Regions from separate parts of the Homo sapiens genome. Here region 1 is linked to region 2. Evidence: chromatin contacts called from ENCODE Hi-C or POLR2A ChIA-PET data. All regions are on one chromosome and are shown on one strand. Each heading gives the region's core, a stretch centred on a gene start or an enhancer-like site at or near the end of the contact. The rest is flanking DNA. Distances are from core to core; before and after follow the strand shown. Region 1 has its middle 68 kb from the start of LINC02291. Region 2 overlaps LOC105370656 (a long non-coding RNA gene).

What was found. Hi-C counts contacts between places; a loop is a spot of excess contacts on that map. ChIA-PET counts read pairs that join two places held with the same protein, here RNA polymerase II (POLR2A). Pooled maps may share reads with other maps.
Region 1: a loop to region 2 is called in a pooled map, with 4 times the contacts of the local background. The contact joins two enhancer-like sites. A Hi-C loop is called at or near these places in 1 of 50 pooled maps. POLR2A ChIA-PET finds 5 or more read pairs at or near these places in 2 of 52 experiments (HEK293 and naive thymus-derived CD4-positive, alpha-beta T cell).

The regions. Positions count from the first base shown.
Region 1 is chr14:97,615,326-97,622,196 of GRCh38, reverse strand. No RefSeq gene overlaps it. Among named protein-coding and RNA genes, the nearest start is that of LINC02291, 68 kb to the left of the region's middle. Within about 2 kb of position 1,541, at least 3 of the 41 ENCODE cell types and tissues checked have a DNase peak (open chromatin) inside an H3K27ac peak, as active enhancers do.
Region 2 is chr14:98,224,662-98,231,345 of GRCh38, reverse strand. The region is part of intron 1 of LOC105370656 (a long non-coding RNA gene); the gene reads right to left. Among named protein-coding and RNA genes, the nearest start is that of LINC02295, 92 kb to the right of the region's middle. Within about 2 kb of position 3,890, at least 3 of the 41 ENCODE cell types and tissues checked have a DNase peak (open chromatin) inside an H3K27ac peak, as active enhancers do.

The DNA.
Region 1 (6,871 bases), core at 292-2,791, 610 kb after region 2:
GGGGTTGTCCATTTATTCATGCATTTGCTTGAACTCAGAGGTCCCCAGATGACACTCCCTCACTGGGTGTCATGCTGTCTTCCAATGGGCCACTGTCATGTCCTTTAAAATGCTGGTACCTTGTCATTCCTTCTTCATAGAATGACCTTTCTTTTGTTTTTTTTGTTTTTTTTTTTTTTTTTTTACATGCTTTATTCTCTTTGGTCATTGCTAAAATGTCACCTCTACAGAGACATCTTCACTGACCATATTTTCTGTAGTAGATCTTCTCCTCACTTTCTCTCCCTGTGTTACATTTCTCTACATCACCTTTCAACTTGTCTGTTACTTGTTGCTTTAAACTTGTTTGTTACTCATTGTCTCCATCTCATATTGGCATGTAAGCTCCACTGCAGGCAGGATCTTTATATAAAGCAGGGATTCAATTAATATTTGACCAATGAAGGTTGGAGGTTTGGATGGGTGGATAGATGGCTTCATGTTGTGGAGTCACAAGAATTGCAAGAGCCAATTCGACTTATGAAAGGCCCTTAAAAATACAGTCTTTTATTTAGTTTTGTTTGATTTACTTTTGTTTCCCCATAAAAATTCTGCAAATCAGAAACTTAAAAAAAATTATCTGTGTCTAGGAGGGTAGCTTGAGGTCTCCAGCCATGTATCTTGCCAAGTGTCTCCAAGATGCTGCCCCTTCCAGGCCTTGAGGATTTGCTCTGGCCTCTGTGTATGGGCAGGGGAATATGACTTCGCTCGTAATAGCAAGGGCTAGTGAATGTGATCTGGAGCCAGGAATAAAATTCGTAGTAAGACTCTGGAACAAGAATAGTGAGCATGAGGTGAGAGGAATGCTCCTCAAAAAGCCTGTGGTGTGGCAGGTTTTGCAGAAAGAGAGAATGAAAGACAACAGGGGATGGCTAGCCAATGAGATGGCACAGGCTTCATCTCTTCTCTGTTTTGGCTAAAATCCTCATATCTATATACTGACATGTAAATCACCATAAAATGTTGGAGAGTCTTCTTTTGTGGCAAAATAATTGCAGCAGATATCAGAAGACCTATATTCTGATCCCACGTCTGCCTTGAGAAGTCATGCCTACTTTCTGTGCCTCAATTTCCTTATCTGTAAAATGGCCTTATTTCTAAAATCCTTGCCCCATCTGAGTCAGAAGGTTGGGGAGCTGATGAGCTAATTTTCTAATTACTTTGCTTAGTTGTGAAGTCGTACACAAATGAGCAGTCTCACTTATCCATCATAAAATCTTACTAAATGGTGTCTTGCTTTGTTTGGTTCAGAAAGAAATGTTTATCCTGATCGTGCATTCTGAGAGTTCACAGGAATTTTAAATCTAATTTGATTTGTCTGATTTTGACTTTCCCTCGACTTCCTATTTCAAAAGTGAAACTAAAGGAGGATCTATTTCTCTTTGGTTTCAGGTTCTAACAGTGGGGCTTTTTTTTTTTTTTTTTTTTTTTTTTTTTTTTTTTTTTTGCATTCTGATTGCAAGCACTGCCTAACAAAGCCATATTTAAACGCAGGGAAATGTCACTTACATGTTACAAAGCTCACAGAAGCAAGTCTGTCTCTGCTGAATCTTTGAAGATGCTGCTTAATAAAACCGAGAGATCTTTCTGTCCAACAAAACCTCTGTGCATATTTTTGATGAAAGGGGTAAAAAGGGAAAAAAGAGCAAGGTGATCACAACAATGGTTTTTCATTACAGTTAGATACCTCCAAGGTTTAGCGTGGCAAAGCCTATCAGAAAAGATTGGGTATTAATTATGAAGGTACACTTCAATTTATCAGCAAAGGATATCAAACAGGCCAAACGCCACAGTCTCTCATATAATTTATCTCTTCCTTGTAGGGAGGCAGATAGCAACGATTTGCAAATTGCCTCCTCTGCAAAAAGAAGGGAGAAAAACATACACACACAACACACAATTAAAAGCAGATAAGCATCAGGCAATGTGTCACATTTTCAGCAGAAAGCCAAAAGTGGAGGTCTTAATCTCTGGGGTTGGTTTGCTGCAAATGCACTCCCTGATACTTCCCTTGACGTGACTATTTAACTCCTATTAAAATTAATAGGGGTCAGGCCTGATCATCAAGGGAGAAAGGGCCTCCTGGCGCAGATAGGCTTCAAGTAATAAGGATTTGGTGATTACTATATTATTTGTCCGTTCATTTTCAGATTATCTTGTAAGTGTGTGCTCCTTGTGCTCTTTGGTCCAATTATGAAGAATAACATGTCGCATAGAATCTATTTTTATTAAAGCAAACTTCTTTTCTTAAGAAGCATATAATTTGAGAGGGCATATTGGCAGGATCCTAATGCAGAGAGCTCAAAACTTTTTCCCCCAAATAAATACTGTCACTTTTTCTAAACTAGGTGTACTTTTATGAATCAACTGGGACCTCTGACCCAAAGATTGGGACAGCATCAATCCATAGAGAAATCCCACTCAAACATGACTTGGGTAATAGGAGAGTGTAATTTTTCTGAAAAAAAAAAAAAAAAAAGTGATCTGAACTTAGAGTCAAATGATAAGCAAAAATCTAAAATATCAGTGCTTAACAAAATTATCTGGACTCAGTTTACTCTTCTGTTAAATGGGGAGAATAAAAACACAGGCCTCAAGATCATTACAAAGACCATGAAGAGTGATGTGAGCTTGTACAAGGTGCACCAGTCACCTAACACCAGACTCTCATCTCTGCACTGAGGTGATTCAGGAAGAACAAAAGAGTCAACATCTATTTGCAATTTTTCTAAGTACTGCAGACTCCGAATCTTGCCAATTAAAGAAATTAGAACAACAACAATAATAAACATAGTAACATCAGCAGCATAATTTTATACAAGAAAGGACATTTTAAAGGCACAGGGACAAAAGCATTTCTTTGAAACAAAGAAAGTTATTGTCATGAAAATCATGCTGCATCTCTTATTTTTCTCATTTCACTGCAGACTGGTGAAAACAACCTCTCAAACCACCTCTGTTCTACAGGTAGGCATTTAGAAGCCTCTGAAATGGACCATCAGGACAGCCACAGATAAGTTCAGTAGCTCACAGAGAAAGTGATGATTAAGCAAGAAGAAGGCAGTTGAGCTTTTTCTTACTTTCTCATCTGCAGATCAAAATGCCATAATATACATACACCTAAACAAGGGTACTTCTGTCTCAATTTTTTGTCAACCTTTACTCTCCTTTTCCACACATGTCATTGGATCAAGCTTGCTACTTTTACTGCTTGAATCATCCTTCATAAATTTTGGTTTGATTAAAGCTTTTTGGTTTCAAAGTCTATTTTGTCAGATATTGATATTGTATTCCAGCTTTCTTTTGGATTGTACTTTTACAGTCTTTTTCAAAAAACTTTTTATCCTAAACATTTCTGTGTCATTTGTATGTGTCCCCCTTATAAATAGATTACAGATGAGAATTGTTTGCTTGTTTGTTTAATTAACTTTTTATTTTAAGATAATTCTAGATTCACAGGAAGTTGTGAGAAATTGTAAAGAGTACCGTCATAACTCTAGTGTGCTATCACAGCCAGGATATTGACAGAGGTGTGGTCAAGACACTGAACACTTCCATTAACATGAGGTTCCCACTGGTTACCCTTTAATAGCCATGTCCACCTCCCTCTGCCCTCACCCGTCCTAAACCCATGGTAACCACTGCTCTCTTCTCCCTTTCTACAATTTTCTTATTTCAAGAATGGTATATAAATGGAATCACGCTGGCCAACATTTTGAGATTGACTCTTCTCTCTCAACATAATTCTTTTGAAATCCATCCTGATCATTGTATAAATCAAATTAGTTCCCTTTTATTGCTGAGTAGTATTCCATAGTATGGATGCATTGAAGTTTAACAATTTACTCATAAAATGATATCTAGGCTATTTCAATTTTTTTGCTACTATAAATAAAACTGCTATATTTGTGTACAGATTTTTGTGTAAACTTAAGTCTCCATTTCTGTGGTATAAATTGCTCATGTCTCTGATATAAATTGCTCACTAAACATTGCAATTGCTGGATCATCTGGTAATTACATATTTAATTTTTGAGAAACTGACAAACTGTTTTCCACGGTTGCTATACCATCTTCCATTCCCACCAACAATGTATGAGTGATCTGATTTCTCTGTATTCTCATCAGCATTTGATATTGTCACTATCTTTTATTTTAGCCATCCTGATAGATATGTAGTCCTGTCTTGTGGTTTTAATTTGCATTTCACTCGTGGCTAAGACATTGAACATCTATCTTTTCATGTGCCTATTTGCTATAACCTATCCTCTTTAGTAAAATGTTTTGTTATTTTTTGACCATTTTCCAATTGGATTGTTTGAGCTTTTTGTTTGTTTATTATTGAGTTTTGAGAATTCTTTATATAGTCAGGATAATTGTTCTTTACCAGATATGTGGCTTGTAAATATTTTCTTTTATTCTGAAGCTTGTATTTTCATCTTCCTGACAGTGGTTTTAACAACGCAAAAGCTTTTAATTTTGATGAAATCTAACTTATCCATTTTTCCTTTGATGGATTGTGTTGATGTCAAGTCTTTGCCTATTTCTAGATACTAAAAATGTTCTCTTATGTTTTTCTCTAAAACATTTATGGTTTTACATTTAAGTCCCTCATCTCTTTTAGATTTATTTTTTGTGTAACATGTGAGATGTAGATCATTTAAGTTTTTTTTTCTTTTTCCCCTGGATGTCCAGTTGCTCCAGCACCATTTGTTGAAAAGGTTATCCTCCTCCACTGAAGTGTTTTTGCATTTTTGTCAAAAATCATTTGGTATATTTGATTTGGTATATCTGTTTCTGGGTTCTCAATTCTTTTCCATTGATCTACGTGTCTATTTCTATTCCAACACCACAGTTTTGATTACTGTAGCTATATAAAAACGTCTTAAAACTGTGTAAACAGGGTCTTCCCACTTTATTCTTCCTTTTAAACATTGTTTTAGTTTTTCTATTCCTTCTGCTTTTTTATATAAATTTTATAATAATCTAGTCTATATGTACAAAAAAAACTTGCTGGGATTTTTATAAAAATCACATTAAACCTGTCTACCAATCTGTGGATTGCTGACATCTCTACTATGTTAACGCTTCCGATACATAAACATGATATGTTTTTCAATTTTTTAAGAATTCTTTTTATTTATTTTTTATACACATTGTGCACATGTTTATCTGTTTTATACTTAAGTATTTTTATTTTTGAAATCTTTATAAGTGGTATTGTATGTTTAAATATTAGTGCCCATATATTCATTGCTACCATACAGAAATGTAATTAATTTTTTTTGTCTTATATCCTATGATTTTGTTGAACTCAATTATTATTTCCAGGATTATTTTGTAAATTTCTTGGGATTTTCTACTTAAACTGTTTACTTTTTCTGTCCTTTTATAAAACATCTTTAGGCCAGTCACAGTGGCTCACACCTGTAATCCCAACCCTTTAGGAGGCCAAGTGGGATGAATTGCTTGAGCCTGGGAGTTCAAGAACAGCCTGTGCAACATGGCAAAATCCTGTCTTTACAAAAGCAATACAAAAAAAAAATTAGCTAAGCGTGGTGGTACACTCCTATAGTCCCGGCTACTTGGAGGCTAAGGTGGGAGTCCTCCCAAGAGTCCAGGAAGTCAAGGTTGCAGTGAGCCACAATCACTCCAGCCTGGGTGACAGAGCAAGAACCTGTCTCAATAAAAAAATAAAATAAAATAAACAGAACTCTTTAGTCTCAACGTTTATGTTTCATTGTTTTATGTATACCTCTTGCAAATAGAATATAGTTGGAAACTATTTTGTTTTTGCTTCAATGTAAATACCTTTCTTATAACTAGCAAGTTTCACTTATTTACATTAATTGTGACTAATAATAAATTTAAATTTATTCAATAATTTTATTTTTCTATTTTTCATGTTTCCTTTGATATTTTTACCTTAGAATCTCCCTTCTTTTGAGTTAATTGAATTGTCTTTATTATTTTATTTTATCTCCTCTTGTATCTGTGTTTTCCTTTATATTATATGTAAACAACATATTTGACATTGCTGGAACTTGTATATACCACCCAGGGGCCCACAAAATAGGGGCTCATGAACTAGCCCACTCAGAACCCACCACCATCACCACTGGCACCAGTGTATACCATTTAGGGGCTTGAGAATTGGCCTACCCTGAACCCACTGCTGCTACTGCCAGAATTTGTCTCCTCCAGTGGTGGGGTCACTACATGGCCATGTGTGCTCCTTAGGGACCTGAGGACCTGCCCTGCCCCCAGTAAAACCACCTCACAACCTTTACAAACAACCACAGTCTAAGCCACTGAGGAATTTGCAGACAGTGCTGCTTTTCTTACATCCAAAGAAAGCATATAGAGACTACGCTACTGTGCCCACCGAGAACCAAAGTTAAAGCATGCTGCCCAACCAACACTATCAATACATCTACAGGAAAAAGTCTTTCCCTATGAAAATTACTCTATAAAATTGGAAGAAGTGACTGTTATACCAGATATGAAGATATCAATGTGGGGACACAAGAAACATGAAAAAAAAAAAAAGGAAACATGATAACTCCAAAAGAAAACAATAGTTCTCCTGTAACAGCTCCTGAAGAAAAAAATATATAAAATGCCTGAACAAAATAAAAGTAATGATTTTTAAGGAAACTCAGCAACACACAAGAAAACAGAGATAGAAAATGTGAAGAAATAAAAAAAAGAACAATTCATGATCTGAATGAGAAATTAAGCAGAGATAGATAAAATTAAAAATAGAAATCTTAGAACTAAATAATTCAATGAATAAAAAATGCAATAAAATACTTAAACTTGATTAGATCAA
Region 2 (6,684 bases), core at 2,641-5,140:
CTCACCTATTCTCTAAGGTCCTAGTACTTGACACCCTTTGTCTGTTGTTCCTGCCTCTCAGACTTCCTTATCTCTGTGGATTTGTACATTCCCTACTTTGCGGTGCTATGGGAAGAAGATCAGATGAGGGATGCCCATCATGTGCCTTACACAATGTGTGGTCAATATCAGCTTACCCTTGTCTCTGAGCTCCTTCCAGGGAAGGAGCCATAAACCTGTGGTCATCATTCTCTCCCACATGGCAGGTGCACAATGAACATTTGTTGAGTTGAATGTATTCCTGCACTGCTTCCAGAGATGGGCCCATCCCATCCTGGTTTGTGATAATAGAGCCTCATTGCTAGGCAATTCAAACCTGGAAATAGCTCCTTCAGTATTCTGAAGTCTGGACTCTGTGAGACATTCCCTATGCCACGACGAGCATGTCCTCTTGCTGCGGCACTTTTCCAGGAGCTGGCTTCTCCACCACCTTCCTTCCACTCTTCCATAGGTTACAGGCAGGCACTCGCGGTCCACATGGAGCTTTGCTCTGCTTTGCAGCCTTCCTGCCTTGAATGTCTGAGCTTGGGGCCCGTGCTTATTTTCATGTTTTCATTACAGGCTGCCACTGGATTCTCAAAAGGCAAATTGGCCCCAACTGTCTTAAAAAACAAACGGCCTCTCCTAGTGCTTCAAAATAATTATCTCCAAAAGGGAAGGAGGCAGCGCATCCACTGTCAGTCCTAAATGACATCATGGCTGATGTGCAGTGTTTAGAAGATTAATAACATCTGCTTTTCAAATCACGGTTGGTCGCAGACCCCGGAGCTCACATCAAACATATGGGGTGTTTTGTATGCATGATGTGCAGGAGAACACTCCACAGCCAAGGCCACAGACTAGAGAAAATGTTGTCACAATAACACTGCCTTCCTTTTATTGAGGGCCTTCGATGAGATGGGCACATACTGACCCCTTACACAGACGACACCTCTATTACCAAAGTCAGCCTGCAGCATTAGTACTGTTATTCTGACTTAGTTTAAAGGAAAGCTAAAGATCTCAAAGACTGAAAAATGTAGCTAACTTCCGACAGAAAGTCATTGATGAAGTCAACAATCAAATTCAAGTAGACATGACTGGGACTCTTTCAACTCTCCCAACCTGTTTCCAATTTTGACCAGCAGGGCACATCCAGAAACACAGAGTTTAGGGAACACCCGTGATGAGACGAGACTGTCCGCTTATTCGATCATCTTCTTCTACTCAGTTAAACACATTCCAGAGAGCGGAGTTTGAACGGAGAAACCCTTTCATCCCTGGAGCAGCATCCACATTTGTTTCTTGATGTTGAATAAAGTGACTTGCATCACTGCAAATCAAGAATGTACATGATAACCCAGCAACCCCAGCTTCTGATTTATACAGACTGATACTGGAAGATGAAAATGGAAGTGAACCACTGTCTGCATTTTAAACACGTTTGCCTGAGGTTTTATGTTGTTTTCTTTTTCTTCTTTTAGGGTTAGAGAAATTGGCAGGCTGCCCCCAGCCTTTCAAGCGGGTTTCAATGAGTGAAGAGAAGTAAAGGAAAGGTCGAAAATAAGGAGCATGTGTACAATTTCTAAATGTTTCCAGGACGAAAACAGTTGTTCGGACAACCAGAAAGGAAATTAATAAAAAGACAGGAGGGGGTATTCTTACTTTTCTCCTGCATCTGAGAGAAGAAACCAGAGGCTGCACTGGGGACAAGGGATGTCTTGTTCAGTCCCTAAGAACGGGAGTACCCAGGACTCCATCAGCCTGAGTCTTCAGGAAAAATCTTCCCTTGTCATAGCTCCAATCCCACATTTCAGACCATCTCTCAATCTCTTTAAGAAACTTGGAGTAGGAGGATGGCGGATGAAAAAAATCTTTTTTTTTTTTTTGAGACGGAGTTTCGCTTGTTACCCAGGCTGGAGTGCAGTGGTGTAATCTCAGCTCACTGCAACCTCCGCCTCCCGGGTTCAAGCAATTTTCCTGCCTCAGCCTCCTGAGTAGCTGGGATTACAGGCACCCGCCACCACACCCAGCTATTTTTTTGTATTTTTAGTAGAGACAGGGTTTCACCATGTTGGCTAGGCTGCTCTCAAACTCCTGACCTCAGGTGATCCACCCACCTCGGCCTCCCAAAGTGTTGGGATTACAGGCATGAGCCACTGCGCCCTGCCAAAAAATAATTTTAGAGCTTTTTTACCCACAGTATCAAAGCTACTGATATCAGTTAAGGATATGTATCTTCATTGCCAAGCTTGAATCAGCTTTGGGGGGTGGGTGGGAGGAGCAAGGAATTAAGGGATGCTCTTAATTCTGCCAAGGTTGTCTACAGGAGGCCATGGATGGCAGTGGACAAATGGCCAGAGCATGGACTGTGAAACTCAAAAGAAGGGCCAGTGCCTCACTTGCATCCATTTCACAAATTCACATGGTGCCCCTTCTTTGTGTTGATCAGAGAGGGATATAGAACAGGATGTGTATGATTCCTGTTCTGTGGAGTTTATGCTGATGAGGGAAGTTGATGAAGAAAAAAGCAAAGACACAAATTAATAAAAAAATTGCAAGAAGAGTTGGGTGTTTTGAAGGGGGCAAGCAAGGGAAGTATAGTGAATCCCAGCAAGTGATCTGTAGCATTGTCAGGAAGGGCTCTGTGAGGAAGCAGCATTTAATCTGAGACCTAAAGGAAAAGAGAAAACCAGCCATGCAAAAGAGAGCAGAACACTGCAGAAGGAGAGAAGAGATTGACCAAGCTTGAGTGGGGAGAGGTGGGAGACTGAGCACCAGCCAGCGGGTCCGCCTGCCCTGGGGAGTCCTGGCTAGGTCCTGGGGGCCTCTAGAACACAAGGAAGTCAGATATAATTCTCAATGGCCTGGGCAATCATGATAGAGTCTTAAGTAGTGGAAGATCACGCACCAGGGGCCAGCAGGTCCAACTCTGCCACCTGCTTTTGTAAAAAAAAGATTGCCACATAGCCACACCAATTTGTTTACATATTTTCTGTGCTGTTGGGTACTACAAAGGAATAATTAGTAGTTGTGACAGAGACCTTAAGGCCCCAAAGCCAAAAATATTTACCATCTGGCCTTTAACAGAAAAAAATTGCCCATACCTGTCCTGTACCACGTGATCTGTGGCAAACTCAACCTCTTTGAGCATCAGTTTCTCCTTTATAAAATGATGCTGGTACACTGGAAACAGGTAAATTTTATGGTATGTAAATTATATCTCAATAGAACTGTTTATAGAAATGAAGATGTCAATGGGACAGGCATGGAACTGCTGGAAAAAGGGTTAAAAGGAATATCAAATAAAAATCACAGAGCAGATTGGCACACAGAGCTCAACAGCACTTTCTACTGCTGATACTATGGCTAACAGCTTGGTAAAGCAGGTCTTATTATCCTTCCCTTATCCATACACTATAGCTCAGAGAAGTGAAGTCACTACCCTGAGGATGCACAGCACTAAACCATAGGTCCGGGATTCTAGCCCAGATCTCTGGGACCCCAGTATTCCTTCTGTGGATGCACTGTCTTGCCTTTGAGGTAGTTGTGACTCCCGAAATTGAGTTAGGCTGAACGGTGGAAGTAAATTGTAGGGAAGGCAGGCAGTGCTGGTGAGCTGAAGGGCACTCATTAAATGTCTTTTTTCCCTGTTTGGTTTCAGGCTGTGTGAATTCTCACTGCCCCACGTTTCACTTTGAGCTGGGTGTTCATGTGAGCTCTCTACTTCACATGAACTCCGGCCTGAGTTTTGCTTGTTCGAGGCTGAAACTGTCAGAAACTGCTGAGCTGGGCCCAGTTGCTAGGCCCCATCAAAGGCGCTGGCCGGGGCTTCCAGACCTGGGTCTAAGGCCAGCCCACCCACGGCTTACTCTGAGCCAGGACACAGTCAGTTCATCTTGTTTCGAGTTTCGGCTCATCTCCTTTCAAGTTTCGCTCTGAAGCAGTTCACACATCACCCTCTCTCCCTCTTTCTGTGGGCTGGTCTGGGCTGTGAAATGCACCCTGGGAGATCAGCAGCCCTAGCCAGGAGCCATGGTCTGGAAGGCTGAGGGTGGTCTCATCTGGATCTGTAAGCCAGGAGCCTTGGCTCCGTGTGGAGCTCTGCTCCAACCAATGAACCCGGTGAGCTTTGCCAAGCACAGCCACCTCTCCAAGTCTCAGTTTACTCCTCTGTCAACTAAGAGATTGAACTATGACGTTTAAGTTCTTTTGACCTCAAATAATCTAGGCATCCTGGTCTAAGGATGTATCTTTAGGATGAGTAGATTTTAGAGTCCCAGGTTTTATTCTTCCCACTTTTTTAAGAGCTGAAACTGTCTTTAGAAATTTTCTAGTTTTTCATCTTCATTTTACAATGGAGGGAACAAAACCCAGAAAGGCTAAAAGATTGTTCTAAGGTCCCAAGGAAGTCAGTGGCAAAATGGAGACTAGAACCCATGTCCATAGACTCTCAGTGCAGTGTCCCAGGGACACCTACGGAGATGCACTCCGAAGCCCCTGAGTCTTTGTAAGATTTGAGCCTTTCTTGTAAACAAAAACATGAGAAAGAGGCTTCCTTAATACTTATTACACCTTAGATAAATTGGCAGCAATTTTCTTTGCTGTAGCCTGGCACTTTTCCCAAACATCTGGTCAGGGCCGGGCAGGCCTGGCCCTCCCACCCCTCGGAGGAGCAGTTGGGGCTGCCAAAGCTGGAGCCTCAGGGGTCCCCCGGGACGGATGCTACCTAATGTGCTGTCTGCGATGCTCGCTTCACTTCCACAACACCTGCTTTCTGAAGCTGAGCTGCCACTCAATCCCAGGCCAGGGGAGCATGGGAAATCGGCAACAGTCGGGGGAAGCTGGGGAGAAGATGACACAGAAAGGAGGCACCCCAGCCCCTGTGAGGAGCAGCCTGGTGACAGAGGCTTCTAGAGGAGAGTGGTGGGGTTTAATTAACATGCACCATTATTTGGGGGCCATGAAGGATGGTGGCTCTGTGGTTAAGACAAGCTGGGGTGCTCAGAAAGCCCTCCAGCCCTGGGCTCAGCTGGCCTGGTGTGTGTCTTGACACCTTGTGTGGCTTTTAATTTCCGTGACCTCTTCTGGCCTAGGACTCTCTCAGCAGCAATGGAAGCCATGTTCTGAAGCACACAGATCAAAATCCAGGATGCAGATTCTGATCCAAATTTCTTCCTGACATTAGGCAAGTCACTGTCTTCCATACAAGAGACACACGTGCCAAGTCCCTGCTCTAGGCTTTGACTGGGCCTAAAGGTTGAGAAACAGAATTAAAGGAAACTGGGTTCCCTTCTTCTAGCCCACTATTATCCAATTAGAGAGGAAGAATGAAGGCAGATATTAAAATATATATTTTGATATTTATAAAGGAATGAGGATGGAAGAGCAAGAAAAAGAGAGAGAAGGGGAAAGAAGGAGGGAGAAGGGAAGGAAGGGAGAGCAGGAGAGGGAGAAACTTGGGCACATGGGGAACAGAGAAAGAACATCTAACACAGCATGGGAGACATAAATGACGATCCAAGAAGGCCCAGTGGTGGAGTGGATATCTGAGCTGAGTGTCACATGAGGGTAGGCATCAGCCAGTGAGAACGGGAGGGATCAACTGCACCATGTTTAATGCGTGAAATTGAGAAATGGAAAACTGCACATAAAACACTCACCATGGTGCTCAATGAATGCCTGCTGCAAATATCAACCTAATTATCAGGCCAGAGGGGCCCTTGGACATGGTGGCCACTTGATTTAATTTTTCCTGTGCTTTAAACTTTATAAACTGTTACATATTGGGAATCGACCTTATGGAAAACACAACACCTAGAGTTAAGGGATTGAAAAGACCATAAGCAAAGACCAACTGTGGCAGTCACTGGTAGTCATCTACCCTAACTACACTTTGCCACCTCTTTGCAGACAGATTCAAATTTTGTTTGAGACTGCAATGCACCCGTCTGAGGGCATGAATCTTGCTTGGTAAGAGGCCAGTTGGGTCATTTAATTTTGCCTTGCCAGAGGCACACTTTCCCAGCCTCCTTTGCAGCATGTGGCCATGTGACACAGCCCGGCCAATGGGGTTTCTAGGAAAACATTTACTTCCCGGCCAAGTAATAGTGGCATAAATAGAGCTCCCCAAGAAACTCAACGTTCCTTCTGGTTCCCAAGTATTAATCAACCACTGTGCAGTTTAAAAACAAATATCAGCCGTAATAACCACCAAAATCTAGACCTCGAAGCAAAAGACATGCTCAGAGGCATAGTGTTACCACTTTTAGCTGCAAGACTCTTGGCAAATCACTTAAGCCTGCATTTCATTTTTGGCAGAATTAGAACAAAAATACTCCAACTGCAAAGGTTGATTTTGAGGAATGGCCGGACCATTGCATGTGAAAACACAGGTGTAAATACAAAAGTGCTTTCCAGAAGTATCATTCTTAATAATATTTTGGTGCTATTCTCTTGACTATTCAATATAATAATTATTATAATTGCTGCTTATATAATTTTTCTCAGCTAATTGTATTTCCTTATATTTAAGACTGCTAAATTATGAAATATTATCCAACCCCAATGTTTCCCAATAATTTTTCAAAAACATTTTAAGTCATTTTCATAACATTTATGAAGTAAAAGAAGCCTGTGCATGGTAGTTCCTTTTTTATAGGTTTT